Regions from separate parts of the Homo sapiens genome. Here region 1 is linked to region 2. The links are chromatin loops, found by intact Hi-C in ENCODE. Cell type or tissue: heart left ventricle. All regions are shown on one strand.

The links. A loop is a pair of places that touch in the nucleus more often than their neighbours do. Peaks named below come from ENCODE experiments on the same cell type or tissue, not always from the same donor. Only the 100,000 strongest peaks of a DNase experiment are listed, where the experiment ranks them.
Region 1: it touches region 2 in a loop (2.2-fold over the local background); 2 of 110 quality-filtered maps call a loop at or near these places.

The regions. Positions count from the first base shown.
Region 1 is chr5:79,964,036-79,966,535 of GRCh38, reverse strand. The region is part of intron 2 of LINC01455 (long intergenic non-protein coding RNA 1455); the gene reads right to left. The region is part of intron 2 of LOC105379048 (a long non-coding RNA gene); the gene reads right to left. Among named protein-coding and RNA genes, the nearest start is that of MTX3, 26 kb to the left of the region's middle. In heart left ventricle, no CTCF peak of the experiment used is centred here; no DNase peak of the experiment used is centred here.
Region 2 is chr5:80,069,028-80,071,527 of GRCh38, reverse strand. THBS4 (thrombospondin 4) reads right to left here. Exons shown (of 22, transcript NM_003248.6): 11 at 1,118-1,222; 12 at 778-885; 13 at 348-507. All of the region lies in intron 6 of THBS4-AS1 (THBS4 antisense RNA 1), which reads left to right. Among named protein-coding and RNA genes, the nearest start is that of THBS4-AS1, 13 kb to the left of the region's middle. RefSeq lists an enhancer at 140-1,339. In heart left ventricle, no CTCF peak of the experiment used is centred here; DNase peaks (open chromatin) are centred at 1,307 and 1,787; H3K27ac peaks cover 1,085 bases.

The DNA.
Region 1 (2,500 bases), 100 kb after region 2:
CAGAACATCCTATTGTCTTCTTTCATATTAAGTTTTCTAATTTAAAATGCTGCATCTGTGTTTTACATTTTTTAAAGCAAGCACCATGACAGCAGGGATTTGATTTTATTTTCTGCTATCTACCGAGTCCCTAGCACAGAGCTTCGCACATAGTAGGTACTTAGTAATATTTGTGAACAGTTGGATGAATGAGTCCCTAATAATAAGTAAAAAGTGACTGTATAATTTTTATTTTATGTATTAAAATGAAGGTACAGTGATACCTTTTTATAATGAACTAATGAAAGGAGGCTCATGAATTAATGAAAAATATATAACATATGACTTTTAAAAACTACAATGCAGTTTTATTGTTTCAATGAAGAACATTGTATAATTTGGTTATGCATGCCACCCATTGCTTCTAACCCCACACTCCTTTCTAAGAGATTCCATCCATACTCTCACACCCCTAGCTCAGCTCATTGGACCAGGGATGGAAACTGACCCAAGCTGGGCAAATTAGATTCTCCCTGTTCAGAATTTAGAATCAGGAAACTGAGAAACAGATCTTTAAAGTAACTGCATTCATCTATCTGTCAAATGTTTTTCAAGAATCTAGAATGAGCTGATTATTGGAGATATGATGAGGAAGATACCTTGAAGGTTTTTACAATCATCTGAGAAAACTGATGAATAAAGCTGCTGCTGAAATTCAGAGTGTTGAGTGCTGTGATATAGGTAATATAGGATGTAAGTACTATAGAAGCATATAGGAGAGGTCCCTTATTCAATCTTGGGAAGGATGAGAAGCTTCCCAGGGGAGGTGATATCTTAGATGGAAGAAAGCTTTATAGATCCAGGGGAGAGTGGAGGTGAGGGGGATGGCATTCTAATCAGATGGAACAGAAAATGCAAACAGTGCATTCAGTCTGGTGTGCAAGAGTTATGCTGAGGGTGGAATGTGGTCTCCATCATGAAGGCCCTTGTCAGCCTAAGCGAAGTGTGGGCTTTATCTTGAGGGCAATGAGAGTCCTGAACAATTTGTTGTTGTTGTTGTTGTTGAGACAGAGTCTCACTCTGTCGCCTAGGTTGGAGTGCAATGGCGCGATCTCGGCTCACTGCAACCTCCACCTCCTGGGTTCAAGCAATTCTCCTGCTTAGCCTCCCAAGTGGCTGGGATTACAGGCACCCACCAGCATGCCCGGCTAATTTTTTTTTTTTTTTTTTTTGTATATTTAGTAGAGACGGGGTTTCACCATGTTGGCCAGGCTGGTCTCGAACTCCTGACCTCAGGTGATCCACCCGTCTCAGCTTTCCAAAGTGCTGAGATTACAGGCATGAGCCATCATGCCCGGCCCTGAACAAGTTTTTTTAGCAGAGGAGTGACACGTTCAGATTTGCATTCTAGAAAAATTTCTGTGGTCTTAGCAGGAGAAAGGTTTTAGAAGCAGATGGATCAGTTAAAAGATTGCTATAGAAATTTGGACAAGAAAGGATGATGGCAGGAATAAGTTGACAACAGTGGGAAGAGACAGGGTGGATGTTTAAAGTGATATTTAGGATGATGATGGGAAGGGAGAGAGGAATTAAGCATAAATTCCAGGTTTAAGGCTTAGACTAGCAATAGATAGTGGAGTCACCCACTAAGACAGGATACACATGAGGGAGCTCAAGGAAGAGATTGAGGCTGGAGACATAAACATGAGCATTATCTGCATATAGTTAATTCAAACCTTTGGGTGAGTTTGTGGAGTGAGAAAAGAAGAGGTTTATGGATGGAACCCTAAGTAACTCCACCTTTGAAGTAGCTGGGTGAGGAAGAAAAACCCACAAAAGAGCTTGAGGAGATGCGTCCAGGGAGCCCATTGGAAATACAAGGAAGAGTGAAGTCACAGAAACCAATGGATGAAAGCTTTTCTAGAAAGTTCTAAACAGTGTCAGTGCTCTCACAAAAGGACCTAAACAAGCACAACTCCAAATGTAATTAACTGCTTGTGCATATCTAACAAACATGAATATTTCTCTTAAGTAAGCATTATTCTCAGTAATCTTATTCACAGCCTCGATTTGCTTGTCTCAAGAATGCTTTGAAAATTCTCTAAGAGTGAAGTCTGAATTCGTGAAGGTTTTCCAAATTTGGTTTTCAAATGTTATTACGTGTCGGTTCGTGAAGTGCATTTGAATGTCAGAGTTGAGAATGTGGAAAAAAGTAGACATAAGGAAACTTATTTTAAAAATGTTTTTCAACTTTAAGGAAAGCATCTAACAACCCACTACGTTTAGCATTTCATGTGTGTTTATGACCTGTCAAAAACTGCCAGAAATTTACTTGTGAGCAAGAAGTAAAAGATGTTGCCTGTTTGTTATCTTTCAGAGCGTCCAAATTCTGAAAGCCACTTTGCAACCCAAAAAGAACTTTCCTTCATCAGTGGACATATGTCAAAGAAGAGAAACATTAGTAATAGGATCCAGGCCATGTAATGTTCATTAAACAATTAGATGCTGGTGCCAGTGTGTA
Region 2 (2,500 bases):
GGTCTCTCACATGTAGAAAGGATAGTGGAGAGTGAGGACAGGTAGAAATGGGAAGGGAGATACCCCATAAAGACACACTCTGACAAGACACTGCTTGAAGGGGTCATACAAAGTTTCTGGCAATGATACAGAGTCCTGGAAACATCCAGAGCCATTAGGTAGTGGAGTGGGCTGTGGGGTCTCCTTCCATAGACACAAGTCCACCTTGGGTCTTCCAGATGCAGGCCACAATGAGCCACCCACAGCTGGAAGGCTCCGAATCAGTCATTCTATTCCTACTCTCTCAGAGAACAATGGAACAAGGTCAACTGAATTCCAAATAAAAGACAAAAGCAAGATAAATCTACCATCTCCATCCATGTCATCATCACAGGCATCTCCTCTTCCATCCCCATCGGTGTCTTTCTGGTCGTTATTTAAGACACTCAGGCAGTTATCACAGGCATCCCCAAAGATATCTTTATCGCTGTTCCTTTGGTCCACATTATGAATCAGGACACAGTTATCCTAAAAGATGAAAGGACAGAACATCACTCAGACTTTTACTAAATCCACTTCCTCCATTGTTGTGAAGCATCAGCACTCTGGTGGCCCAAGTTTGTCAGTTTTATATTTCAAACATCTGTGAATCTTATAGGGTAAAAAGCTGCAGTGCTGTGGAATGCAGGCATGGAAACTAACATTTGGGATGATTCATATACATAGTTGACATCACAGGCTTTCTCCCATCATCCCTGGTACGTGGCAATTCACAGGCCCTCCCAGCGAAGCAGGTACCTGCTCATTCAGGATCCCATCTCCGTCAGCATCCTCGTCACAAGCGTCGCCAATGCCATCTCTGTCTGCATCTTCTTGGCCAGAATTTGGCACATATTTGCAGTTGTCCTTAGGGGGAAAATGCAGTTCCGAGTGACATCCTACATTTGTGTTAAGCCAGTAACTGTTTCTGACCTCAAGACACTGTGGCTTTATTGTTGGTGGCTGTTTCACTTCCTCTGAGATGCAGCTACTTTACAAGTACAATTTTAAATTAGATCCACAGAACCTCTCCCCATAGAAGATGTGACTTTGGAAAGCCACAGTGCATGTGTGCCTACTGCCACCCCACACCCCTTACCTTTTTACAGTTCCTGGCAGAGCATGGCAGTTCTTCGTCGGGGTAACTGTCGATGTCCACATCCTTTCCACAGATATAGCCATCTCCAGCCCAACCGACTCCACACTGTAAAGGGAAAGCCCATCAGAGGCCTGGGAAGCTGAGCCTGGCAGGAAGCTGGTGGCTGACAAGGGCCTCTCTGCTCCTTTGCTCAATCCCAGGGGGAGGGCCCAGAGTCACTCAGCCTTGTTGGGTGGGGCTTAGAAACTATTTAATTGCACTTGAATAGTGTAATGGTTCACTATTCAAAGATATAAAGGGAGACTCAGAGAGAAAACTCTCCCTCCCACTCCCACTTCCAGGAACAGGCAGAGCAGCAGAAGGGAGATGGGAGGAGGGGACCCAGAAGGTCACAGGGAACTGGAAACGCAGAGGGAGAGAAAGCTGACCTGGGACGGGAGGTAAAGGAAGGAAGAGGGAGAGAGTCTGAGGAGCAGAGTCTGGGCCAAGGGAAATCAGACTTATGTGAGCACAGGTTAAATTTCCTGGCCTCACCACCCAAAAGCTTTCAGACCAGTGACTTCCTCAGCCACAGCCTGCTTATTCTCAATCATCTGTGCTCTCCCTCTGCAACCAGGATTTAGGAGGCAGAACTCCAGAGAGACCCTCCCGGGCTCCTGGTTCCTGCTCACTTGCCCCAGCAGGGCCTTTGGAAGGCCTGGAAGGCTGATCCACGAGGCTGATCCTTGACTCACTTTAATGAGGAAAAAATGTCCTCTAGGAACAAATACATTTTTAATGAGCTATTTTCTGGCAGATTCAATTATTTTAGTAGTCACGCCAAGTTTATTAATCCTTTACCATCTGTCGTTGTGCCTTATTACAAATTCAAAAACATATTAAGAGCCCCATCACCCATCATCCCAGGGGAGTTGTCAATTTGTTCACAGAAAATGGGGATTTCAACAGAGATATACACTTGTTTCTCAATGACTGCTTTTTGGTAATAAACAAGCCCAACCATGAGGAATTCAGGAAATTGCTGGGGTTATTCCCCCTCTGATACACCACATTCTTCCATCTGACCTTGTTACAGAATATCTGTATTGCCAAGGAGGGCTGACTTCATTATATTTATTTATTAACTCATTTTTGACTCTTATTTTTCCTATTTGAAAAGTGGTAGGCTCATTGTGGAAAATTGTGTATGCATAAAGATAAAGAAGCATAACTTTGAGATAAAGATGGAAAAGGGCTCCGAGAATCCATCTTGCTACTCAGGGGTGATCACTGTGAACCAGTGACCCCAGAGTCTGACGGGCCACCGGCCGAGGGCCTGGCATCCCAGGAAGTGCAGAGGAGGGGGGCAGCTGAAGTCTGCTGATTTTTCAGTGCCTAGGATCC